2 separate regions of the Homo sapiens genome follow, and region 1 is linked to region 2. The links are chromatin loops, found by intact Hi-C in ENCODE. Cell type or tissue: dorsolateral prefrontal cortex. All regions are shown on one strand. Each heading gives the region's core, and the rest is flanking DNA. Links, peaks and the distances in the headings are about the cores only.

The links. Hi-C counts contacts between places; a loop is a spot of excess contacts. Peaks named below come from ENCODE experiments on the same cell type or tissue, not always from the same donor. Only the 100,000 strongest peaks of a DNase experiment are listed, where the experiment ranks them.
Region 1: a loop joins it to region 2, with 4 times the contacts of the local background. A loop is called at or near these places in 15 of 110 quality-filtered maps.

What each region holds. Positions count from the first base shown.
Region 1 is chr12:98,936,816-98,942,660 of GRCh38, reverse strand. The region is part of intron 17 of ANKS1B (ankyrin repeat and sterile alpha motif domain containing 1B); the gene reads left to right. Among named protein-coding and RNA genes, the nearest start is that of APAF1, 290 kb to the right of the region's middle. In dorsolateral prefrontal cortex, for the core only: a CTCF peak has its summit at 3,096; a DNase peak (open chromatin) is centred at 3,110.
Region 2 is chr12:98,722,160-98,728,912 of GRCh38, reverse strand. APAF1 (apoptotic peptidase activating factor 1) reads right to left here. Exons shown (of 27, transcript NM_181861.2): 23 at 5,601-5,720; 24 at 5,149-5,274; 25 at 3,373-3,498; 26 at 1,597-1,740. Among named protein-coding and RNA genes, the nearest start is that of APAF1, 80 kb to the right of the region's middle. In dorsolateral prefrontal cortex, for the core only: CTCF peaks have their summits at 2,689 and 2,896; DNase peaks (open chromatin) are centred at 2,861 and 3,322; H3K4me3 peaks cover 977 bases; H3K27ac peaks cover 3,525 bases.

The DNA.
Region 1 (5,845 bases), core at 846-5,845, 210 kb before region 2:
TGAGCAAGCTACATTCAGCCCTTGCCCTCATAGAGCTTAAAGTCTAGTTGGGAACACAGACATATACAGGTAATGACAACACAGTGTGGGGAGTGCTAGAACAGAGAAGGACATTCTGCTGAGGGGAACCTAACCTAGACTTGGCAGGAGGTGGAGGATGAGTAGCTGAAGCGAGGGATTTCCGGAGAAAGCCATCCCCTTTGCACTGCCTTTGTCAAGTGGCTGACCTCTGCTTGCAGAGATAGGTCTTGTTCATGCTTATGTCTCTTTCTCCTGTTCAGCTTGAAGCCCTGGCTCAAAAAGTCAGCCTGTTCCTGACTACAGAATGATACTTTGGCCATTCACAAAAGTCATATAAGAGAGAATTCAAAATATCTTTCTTTTTTTCTTCCCCCTCCCCCCGCTCCCCCACCTCCCACCAAGACAGGGTCTCACTCTGTCACCCAGGCTGGAGTACAGTGGCGCGATCTCAGCTCACTGCAACCTCTGCCTCCTGGGTTCAAGTGATTCTCCTGTCTCAGCCTTCCGAGTAGCTGGGATTACAGGCACATACCACCATGCCCGGCTAATTTTTGTATTTTTGATAGAGGTGAGGTTTCACCATGTTGGCCAGGCTAGTCTCAAACTCTTGACCTTGCAATCTACCCGCCTCAGCCTCCCAAAGTTCTGGGATTACAGGCGTGAGCCACTGTGCCCGGCTCAAAATATATTTCAAAGTTATGGCTCAATATGTTTTTGAAACTACTCTACTGACAGTTTTGGCTGTTTACGTTTAAACTTACTGTGCCACAGCTGGCCAAAGAAATTTTTGCTACCCTTTCTCTATATATATTCTGCCCATCACATTTTGCCATTTCCTAATAAAAGAAAAATAATATTTATTTTCCTACTTATACAATAATACAAGTTAATTTTAGAAATTTGAGGAATTAAAGAAAAGGATACATCTTTAAATGTTTATGTCACCATAGTCCCGCTACCACGAGGGGCAGATTTGCCCTGAGATTTTTTTTGTTTTAAGGACATACAGTCAATCTTCATTAGTCACAGATTTTGTATTTGCAAATTCCCCTACTTGCTAAAATTGAATTGTAACCGCAAATCAATACTCACAGTGCATTTCAGTTATTTGTGGGCATGCACATGCTCAGAGCAGCAAAAAGGTTGAGTTGGCTGATGCATACATGCCCAGGCGAAGTCAAACAAGGTGATGCCTCTCCTTCTTGTTTCAGCTCTCATACTGTAAACAAGTATCTTTTCTAAGATCTACTTAGTGCTATATTTTTCATATTTATATGCTTTTTGTTAGTGGTCTTGTGGTTTAAAATCGCCTGCAGCATGGAGCTGAAGCACTGTCTGGTGTCCAAAGCATAGCAAGACTGTGATGTGTCTTGAGAAAATACGTGTGTTATTAGATAAGCTTCTTTCAGGCATAAGTGACAGTGCTGTTGGTCATGATTTCAATGTTAAGTAATCAATAATATATATTAAAAGAAGGTGTCTTTAAACAGAAACACATATAAAACAAGGTTATAAATTGATCAGTTGACAAAAATATTGTGACCAGAGGCTTGCAGGAGCCTAACTCTGTATTTCCCCTAGGTGCAATCATTCAGTATTTGCAATTCAGTGTTTGTAGTGACCTTATAGAATATAACTACCATGAATAGTAAGAATTCTCTGTATTTTCTTTATGTCAAAAAAAGAAAAAGGAATCATACCATATGTCAATTTTTGTGTCCCTACTTTTTTCTCTTAACCTTACATTCTGAGAATTTTTCAATGTTAGTAAATATTTTTTGAGATATGCCTTTCAATGACATATTCAAACAAATGGATCTCCATGATTTGTTTCCCTCTTGCTAGACTCTAGGTTATTTCCAAAGAACATTCTTATACATATGTTCTTGTGTATCTCATTGATTCATTTGTTGCCTCACTCACTCATTCAACAAATATTTATTTAGCACTTTGTCTCAGGCCTCCTGCATAAGAATACAAAAATAAATAGTACAGACACCAATCTCTGCTCTCATGAAGCTTATCATCCACTGACACAGATAATAAATATTTACACAAGTAATTCATGGTAATAATAATAAGTGCTGGTAGAGACAAGCACAGGAAGCTACAAAAAGCCCGTGGAAGGCCTGACCTTGATCAGGGAAGGGTTCTGAAGTAACAGTTTCAGCTGAGCCCTGAAAGAATTCAGGACTGAAATGCACTAGATGCCTAGGTTAGAGATAGAAGAAAGGAGTTTTCTTCTCTCTTCCTCTCTCCCTCTGCACCCCCCTCCTCACAGCACAGGCCAAATAGTGCATCAGTAGGCTGTGCCTTTCGTGTGCCTGTGACCCAAGGTCAGGCTCCCATCTGGCTGCCTGCACACAAGCCACTACTGCCCTTTGCTCCCCTCTTGCCCCCGCCACATAGAGAGCAAAGACATGGAGGAGAAAGAGGTGGTTAGGAGAGGCTCAGGGACACCTGCCTGGAGTGGGTCCTGCCAGTGGACCCCATGGGACCCAACTGACAGAAGAGAGGAGTGAGATGTAACTGCAGGCCCGTTCACAGTGGGGCCTGAACTCAGCTGCAGTGTTTGCTTTATCACTGGCTGTGGCCACCACAAATACCTGTCAAAACTCCCTCCCTGTGCCCTTTTCCCCAGTAGAACAGCTCTCTTCTCACTCTCAAAATCATCTCTCACCCTTGTTTGAAAGACCAAATTCAGAGGACAAATGGGTATTTAGGGGCATCAGTGTGCCATGTGAGAAAAAGTCAGTAGTACTGAAGTCAAGAACCAATTAAAACATTTGTTGGCCTCTTTCCACATCTTAGGGGCAGCGTTCCTTTTACAGGTCCAGGTGTCCACTTTGCCTGGGAATCTTTGAAGCCATTTTCTTTAAAAGTGTTCCTCCAAGAAATATGTACACAGCAAGAACTTGTGACAATTTGAACACCAGGGAATTAGAATGTGCAAAGCTTAAATTATTGGGGGGAATATCAACCTGAAGTCTATCAACCAGAATTTAAAAGAAGTGCAGTTTGTACTTTCTAAAACATTAGCACTAAATCTAACTGCTAACTAGCCATTGCCACTAGAGGTCCTGCCTGCCCGACTTCAAGGAAAAAAGAAGCCTCAACTAGTCCCTGAGTGGTGTGATTTGTAACACATGGCACTTAAGTGCTTGGAAATATTTATTCTCTTAAAAAAATTAACCGCAATGGCCAATGGCACATTATGCATCTGCTTAGCAAATTCTTTCTTAGCACAAAAGGAACTTCAGCCAATTTATAGGCTAAACTTTTATCAATTCCAGAGCAGCAATGCCCAAATTAGTATGCAGTGCAAATAGGTAATTTCTATCAAGAAGGCTTTGATATCCATGATGCAAATTAACAATGCTTATGTACCAGCTATATTCACTCTGATTCTCTAGAAAATCCAATGTTGACAACATACGCACTAATCCTAATAAGGTTTCTCAAAAACATCTTCATAGAAACTTGTAATTCCATACACTTTAGGATAACATTAGCTGATGCTCACTCACAGTTTTCACCCTGAGATGCAGTTCGAGTCTAATTTGGCACCTTACTCAGCTATCTGTAACAGTCTCAAGGTGAAAAAGAGAGGGAGGAAAAAAGGTGTTAGTTGCAAAATCAGGATCTGACTTAATAAACTTTTGCCTTTTTGTTATCCTGTATGTTATCTTGTTAAAACTCAACATGACTTATTATCATTAATCTCCACTGCCTTCTCACCAAGGCCTTTTCCATTTCATTGCAAATGGTAAGCACATTTTCACGTTGCCCAACCCCCATAGTTGATGGGTGACTTCCCAATTTCATCCTCTGCTCAGCCTTTGTCAATGTCTTCAGCCATTCCTTCCAAGAAACTGTTCTGGTTTCTGCAATGTGATCTATTCTTAGCCCATGCTGGCGAGTCTTAAGCTCTCAAGTTTTCATCGAAGTGACTTAGTAGTCTGGTCTCAATAAATAACTGCAATTTGTGTGTGTGTGTCTTCCCCCAAGGACACATCTTAACCTTACAAAGACAGAAGCTTTCACAACTGCAGTTGCATTTTCAGGAAGAGCACTCTGCCTTAGGTTTTCCCAAGCACCTTTCTTTTCCTATCCATGACATTTGAAACAATGGTTCTCAGCCCTGCCTGCACATGAAAATCATCTGGGGAGCTTTTAAAAACCACAGATGCCTGACCCATATCCCATACCAATTGAATCAAAACCCCTATGAGCAGAGCCTGGGCACTGATATTTTTGAAAGCTCCCGGGGTTGAAAACCAGTGTCTACAGGTGTCAATTAGGATTGTTTTGCTCACGTCACTTGATTAAGATTTTTAATAAAGATATTCCACTGAAACCTATGAGAATTTAACGTAGGTTAATAATAATAACTATTAACATTTGCCTGGAGATTTTAACATGCTATAGTACTCTCAGAGCTTATTTGCTATTTGCATAGCTAATCAATATTTATGAAATACATACCAGGGACCATTTTAGGTTCTAAAACAAAAAAGATTTAAGAAGCCATGGCAGTTGCCCTTAATATGGTTTGGCTCTGTGTCCCCACCCAAATATCATCTCGAATTGTAATCCCCACATGTCAAGGGAAGAACCTGGTAAGAGGTGATTGGATCATGGGGGCAGTTTCCCCCATGCTGCTCTAGTGATCGTGAGGGAGTTCTCACAAGATCTGATGGTTTAAAATTGCCAGTTTCCCCTGCACTCTCTCTCTCTCTCTCTCCTGCTGCCATGTAAGATGTGCCTTGCTTCTGCTTCACCTTCCACTGTGATTGTACATTTCCTGAGGCCTCCCCAGCCATTTGGAACTTTGAGTCAATTAAACCTCTTTTCTTCATAAATTGCCCAGTTTCAGATAGTATCTTTATAGCAGTGTAGAGTAATACAGAGATCTACAGACTAGTAAATGAAATCAAACAAGCACACTTCCACACAGCTTATAGGTGGCATGTGTACAGTACAGTGGAAGCCCAAGGAAGGAGTGATCTGGCATACCTGAGAGGTTCAGGAAAGGGCTTATTCAGGAGATAACTCCTTTGCTGAGTCTTGAGAAATTAGTCTTTCAAGTGGAAGGTGGGAGGCTGAGAGAGGTTTCAGGAGTCTCTGGCAAAAAGAGTAGTATAAGCAAAGACAGTGAAGCTACAAAACATACTAGTATGTTCAGTTCATTAAGTAGAAGGAGAAGCAATGGGGGAGGAAATGAAGCTGGAGGGTCCCCAGAGGACATAAATGCCATACTAAAGAATTTGGACTTTATCCTGGAGGCCACCAGGCCCTCGACATTTTTATCACCTACCCCTATTAATTAAAAAAAAAGCACATATCTCCAATATATGTTTGTGTGTTTATGGTTTTCATAAATGTAATGCTATGTCCATACATTATAAAACATATGCTAAAAACGTAAATTTTAAAAGAACAAATTTTAAAGCACCTATAAGTGTTCCTTGATGTCATCCTCCTCTACCCGAATGAACCATCCTGCTCATCCCTGGAGTATGCATTCTCCACTTTGAGACAACTACAGATAGGGAGAGTTGGAAAAGTGAGTTAATCTACTCTTCACAGAACTCCCATGAGGTAGATAGAGCAAATAGTAAGAAAACTAAGACCTAAAGATACAGAGTAACTCACTGGGTCACACAGGGACTTAAAGCAGGGGAAGGACTAAGATCACTACTAAGGCCACGGCCAGCATTCCACCTACCATCCCACATCATCTCCACTGAGTTATACTCCTTATCACAATTCCCTGTGAAGTCAGAAGTACTTAGACAAGATAAAATTTTGTGTTCAATTATGT
Region 2 (6,753 bases), core at 745-5,744:
ATACATCAAAAAAACACCAAAAATATGACCCTGAAGCACCACAACACATTCAAATTGCGGCCTCAATCACTAGTAAGTTTTAAAAAGCCAATTAGCTAGAGAAAGCAGAGGCAGAGACCTGGGTTTGAGTCCTGGCTTTTCTATTTACTAATTATGTAACTTTATTTTTGGTTTTTTTGTTTGTTTGTTTTTGAGATAGTCTCGCTCTGTTGCCCAGGCTGGAGTACAGTGGTGTGACCTTAGCTGACTGCAACTTCTGCTCCCCCGGGGTTCAAGTGAGTCTCACCTCTCAGCCTCCCAAGTAGCTGGGACTACAGGTGCCCGCCACAAAACCCAGCTAATTTTTGTATTTTTTAGCAGAGATGGCGTTTTGCCATGTTGGCCAGGCTGGTCTTCAACTTCTGACCTCAAGTGATCTGCCCGCCTTGGCCTCCCAAAGTGCTGGGATTACAGGTGTGAGTCACCACACCCGGCACTAATTATGTAACTTTAGGAAAGTTATAACCTCCATAGAAAATCATTTTCCTCATCTGTAAACCAAGAATGAAATTTAAGCCTCAAAAAGCTGGCTAGTAAGATGAGGGGAGTGAAGCGTTTTGTAAACTATAAAGCCATATACTGCTGCTATTATTATTACTGAAGAAATTTCAAAAATATGTTTTTTTAAAGATTTTCAACCAACATAGTTAATTGTGAATGACATGGAAAACAGAACTAAGTTAAACACCCAACTTGCTAGTCATTCTAATGCCCCAAGTTTAGTATGAGGCAGTATGACAGCTCTGGATTGAGGGCATCCCTGCCACTGTCACCAAAGCTTCCCCAAGATCTGAGGAAAGCAGTCTTGTGGATCTCAGTTTCATCACTACAAAATGGGGATAATAGTAACTGCCTTTTTTTTTCTTTTCCTTTTTATTTATTTTTTTAATTAATTAATTAATTAATTTATTTATTTATTTATTTTCTTTTTTGAGACAGAGTTTTGCTCTTGTTGCCTAGGCTGCAGTGCAATGGTGTGATCTCGGCTCACTGCAACCTTCACCTCCCGGGTTCAAGCGATTCTCCTGCCTCAGCCTCCCAAGTAGCTGGGATTACAGGCATATGCCACCACGCCCGGCTATTTTTTGTATTTTTAGTAGAGACAGGGTTTCGCCATGTTGGCCAGGCTGGTCTCAAACTCCTGACCTCAGGTGATCCGCCCACCTTGGCCTCCCAAAGTGCTAGGATTACAGGCGTGAGCCACCGTGCCTGGCTTTTAATTATTTTTTAAAGTTTTTTCTGGTTCTTTTTTGTTTTCAATATTTTTTTCTGTTCTTTTCTTTAGTTACTAAACTCATTTTACTGCCAGATTTTTTTTTTTTTTTTTGAGACAGGATGTCGCTCTGTCACCCAGGGTGGAGTGAAGTGGCGCAAGCATGGCTCAAAGCAGCCTTGACCTCACAGACTCCAGCGATCCTCCCACCTTAGCCTCCGGAGTAGCAGCCTTTTTACTCTGCTGGGTTGTAAAAGGCCCAACTGAGAAACAGGAAGTGAAAATAGCTTGGAAAGTATGATATAGGCTATTATTTTCTTTCACAGTTCTTGGGGAACTCTTACCTTAATATATCCTCCAGCAGAGATAAGCATTTTGCCATCTGGAGAAAAGCAAAGGTCAGTCACCCAGCCTCCATGGGTAGCAGCTCCTTCTTCTGAAAGCGGAGCACACAAATGAAGAAGCTCACCGTTTGAGACATTCCATATCTACATAAACATGATACACAATTCATTAACAGAGTTATCCAGAAGCTTCTCTGGTTTTAAAACATATATATGTCCATATATATGTATTCTAAAATTATTTTACTAGACTTTATTATAAACAACCCTAACACAGATACTAATATTGCCATTTATTTCCAGTGGCATTTAATATATAAGCAGTGCTCTAATTTTTCAAATAAAGGTACACCAGAATAAGAAAAAGAAACAGAGGCATAAATGGTAAAAGAAAATTAAACAATCATTTGTAAATCTCTCCCTAGAAAATCCAAGAGAACCGAATGGAAAAACTCATTAGAAACAGTTCAGTAAGGTAGTACATATACAAACAAAAATCAGTAACTTTCCTATATTCTGAATAATCAGGGAGAAAAAAATTTTTTTAATGTACCAACAAAAATTTTTAAAATAACACAATTTTAATGGAGACAACTTTTTCCTGCAGTGGTTGAAAAATGAAACACCGCCTCATAACTGGGAAAGGAGCACTTTCATCCAAAGACGCGAACTCAGAGCAAAATGAACATTTCCAAAGCAGCCCTGCCACTTCAGCTGACACACATTTATGTGACTGGTAGAGAGAAGGTTGGTTACTTAGTCCTCAAGAAGAAGAATCTTAATTTCCCTGGAAAGCCCATCTGATAACACCTCTGTTCCTGCAAACTGTATACTCTCCTAGTCTTCTGCACTATATACCTGTTCCTGGAGTTTTAGATCCTCCTTTGTAATGAAAGGGGGAAAACCCCATCTTCCTCATCTACACTGGTTACCAAAGTAGTCATCCCAATACCCAAACTTTTCCAATCGGCTCCCCAATTCTTCTGACACAACTAGGTCAACTGACTCCTTTTCCATAATTTCTAATCTTTCAGCATGCAATTCTTTCCATATGGTACTATATTTCCACAGACACAGAGAACAACATTCTAAGCCTCCTAAAAAGATTGTTTTCTAAAAGTCAAAATTATATATCTAAAAAAAATAGATTGTTTTCTAAATAAAATTGGCATGGTTTGTATGTATATCTTAAGCACTGCAGGGTAATAAAAACTGGCCTAGCATGCAGACTGTGACTCAATTAGGAGCCCTTCGCTGCCCCACAATGACGGAAATGTGAACCTCTGCACTGTTTAACAGGCAGGCAGTCCACAGAGGACTGCAACAAACCACACTGGAAATGGCTATCAAATGGGTATAGTGCTAAAGAGATCTTTTCTTTCAGCACAGAAAAAGCAGAATTTGCAATTCATTTATAATCCAGACCATAATTTACAAAATTATTTTCCTCAAATTCTGCTACCAAAAACCTTTGGTTCAAGTCCAAGAATTAAGATGAATCATTCTCAAGCTAATGGCAGAGAATGAACTACAAATGACTAGAGCACTTGCTTCCTCACATATACAGGGAATGCTTCACTCTAACTCTAAAATGAATCCGTTTCTGCAGTGGAGTGCAGCTGTGAATACAATGTGCACAAGAAACAAAAAGAATGCCTCATCCAACCACAACTTCAGGACTATGCTTCCCTGGCCCGTGAACAAAGGTCCCCACTGTGAACAGTGCTAGCCCAAGCTACAAGAAGAGCAGTGCTCTCATGTCAGCAAACAGCCTACCCTGATTTCTCCATTGTCATCTCCCGTTGCCAGCAGGGTACTGTCCACAGAGAAGGCAGAGCAGCGCACACAGCCGTTGTGGCCCCTCAATTCATGAAGTGGCAAAAGGAGATCAAAACTCCAGATCTGGAAGGCAATTAGGATTGTTTAGCAATGCTATAAACACTCAAAATAAGCATCTGCCTTGATTGCTATTCAGCCATAAATTCAATCACATGGACATTCTAATATCTGGCAATTCATAAACTGTCATGAGATGCCCAAGTTCCAGCATGCAACCTTGTTAATTTTTCTGAGTTTCCCTTTATTTACTCAAGTTAAATTCAGCTCAAGGATCAATGTCACTCCTTCCTTAATTTAGACCTAGACAGAAGAACACTGAATCAGCTAAGAGCAGTCTGTGGAGTGAAGCAGACCTGAATGTGAGTGCTAGCTCCACTGTTCACTAGATTCTTGTGACTAGGACAACTCATATAAGCTTCTATAGCTTCAGACACGGCATCTGTAAAATGAGGACAATTGTACCTATGATGTGAAGATTAAATGAGATTATAGAGAGTGAAATTACTAGCATGTGACAAGTAATCTTTAAATGTTAGTCACTATACTAGCCTACTTCTTGGCAGCCAAATGCTATTTTTTTTTTCTTTCAATATTGTCTCATGGTTTTGTCAACATCATTTAGCAACCACATACTGAAAACTACCAAGTTCCAAGCGCTGTGAGCTAAGAACTAGTGGTACAAGAAGATAAACTAGCTACAGTCACTATCCTTGAAAAGTTTATAGTTTAATCACAAAGACAGGCTCACGAACAGTTAGTGAACAGTTGTATGAAGTAAATGTTCTAACAAATGAATAAAATGTAATAGAAACACTGGAGGTAGAGCAGCTAACCTTGCTTGAGGGTCAGGAAACGCTTCAGAAGAGCTGCCATCAAATCTAGGTCTAGAAAGATGAGTCATAATGCTTCAAGGTAAAAGAGTAGAAGGTTTATCAAACCAAAGTTAGCAGCATGCACAAAAAGATGAAGTTGGAAAGTAGGCTGGCACAGAGGAAACAATATAGCAGAAAAAGATGGTGAGGAGCTAAGTGGTTGGCCTATAAACCGTTAGGTAATAGGTGTTTCAACAAGGGACACAGGCAGTGGTATGGAAGATAAAGTGGAAGAGGTGCAGACCAGAGGCAGGATGCTGGGACAGTTCACCAGTGGAGGAGGAGGAAAGCATGCTCTTCAGGGTGGTGACAAAGAGGAGAAGATAACTCTAAGATGCACTAAAGAGTCATCAACAGAGCACAAAAGACAGGATACAGCCCTGACAATTCCAAGGTTTATAGTTTGGAAAGACTGGTAGAAGGAGAAAAAAGGAGAGAAGAGAGTACTTGAGGTCCCCCACCAAGCAGCATCATTCACCAGAATGTGATTTTAGACACACGTCAATTATATTACATTAATTATATTAAAATTGTATTGTCAGTGTATAATTAAATGTAAATGCTTTTCAATGATTTTTATTGCCTACAATATGCAGTAGAGGTTGCATTTGATTAGTTATAGACAAAAAGTAATCCATAAGGGAGAAATCAGAAGTCCTCAATGTATTTCATTTCATTCATTTGATACCAACTAAATGCCAATGGGCATCCTCCAAAAGATCACAAAATATGAAACAGACATGTAGAGAGCAACTGTTATGTCCTTTTGCATATATTATTTGAACTCATTATACATAACCACTACCAAAGTTTTATGCATGGTTTCAATTGATTGACCTACCTTTGCAGTCTTGTCAGCAGAGGTAGATGAAAACTTGGTAGCATCGTGAGAAATGTCACAAGAAAGTACTGTACCCTGGTGACAGACAAAGTCTTTTTCTTTATTTCCAGTAATAATATTCCATACCTTAAAAAAAAAAAAAAAACACTTGGAGGTTGACACTTTTAAGAACATTTTATATTAAAAAGCATAATCAGCTACAAGACAGGTCTATAAAACAAGAGTTTTAATACACTGGCTGTTCTGACCCCTTTACTTTAAATGTGACTAACAGTATAAATGCTCATTAAACACAGCAGATGTAGGTGACTGCAATTAACAGAAAACAAGCATGAGAAAAATTAAAAATTTTTAAGTAAGTAATTAGCCTCACAGTGGCTTTTGACTGTCTCAATATAATCATTGCAATATGAGAATACTTTTTCAAAAAACAAATTTATACTTTAAATTACCTTCACTGTTCCATCAAATGACCAAGAAAGCAGTCTTGAATTTTTCAAGAGTCTAAAGTCTTTCACTGTTTCCTGATGGCCTCGTAGAAAGATACATTTGTCCAATTGCCAATTCCATACCTGAATATCAAAGAAATAAGTCTGTTATAATCCTCCCCCGATCCTATCTCATTGGAGGGGTGGAGAGAGTGTACATTCTCTTGTCTAAAGTCTTTTACTCACATGGCATTTCAGTAAAACAGAGAGGAATAAGAGAGAAGACTGTGGTGTCCACATTTTACAGACAGAAGCTGCGGTTATGTAAATTGACTAGGGGCAAAATAAAATACTTTTCCTCCTAAATAAAATTTGTTTTCTTCAGTTGCTTGGAGAACAGTTAATTATACCAGAAGATAGAAAAAAAAAAACACACAATATGCCAGTGAGCTCACCATCTGATTAAATTTTCCTGAGAAAATTATCCTAATTACATAGTCACAGATTTCTGAACCTACAAGCTGGGGAAGTCTACAGATCCTGGCCCCACTGAAGCTGGCCTGGGAAGGCCAGTTGATCAAAGCAGCTTCAAACCAAAACACAAGAGTTCCCAAGCTTCAAATATCTCAGCTATCCCCCATCGCAATCCTCAAAATGACGGAAGTGAGAAGGCATTGTTTTTCATGTGGAGCTTCAGGAGGAGCTCCTCAGACATAAGGAAAGGGGTGGGGGGAATGAAATAACATGAGTAACTAGCACAAAATATGCATACAAACGTATCTGAGACACAGAGGTACACAGAAGTTTATTTTTATGCTATGTCTATGTAAAGGACATTTCTTAATTACTAAAAGCAACTGTATTTAGAGCTTTATTAATACTTGACTTCAAATTAACTTATTTAATAAATGTCTATTTAGTACCTATATGCAAGGCAAATAGGAATCAAACAAGGATCTAGCATAAAGAAACTTAAGAGTTTAGCAAAGAAAATGAGAAATACAACAACAAACCCAAAAAGTCCTACAATAGAAGATACAATGATAGAGATAAAAGTTCTGTGAAACTCAAAAAAAGTAATTCCTTAGAGAAAATTTGGAGATAGCACATTCAAAGTAGGCTTGAGGAATGGGTTTAAAGTGTGATTCACAAACTGAGAAGGGTTCTTCAAAGGGAA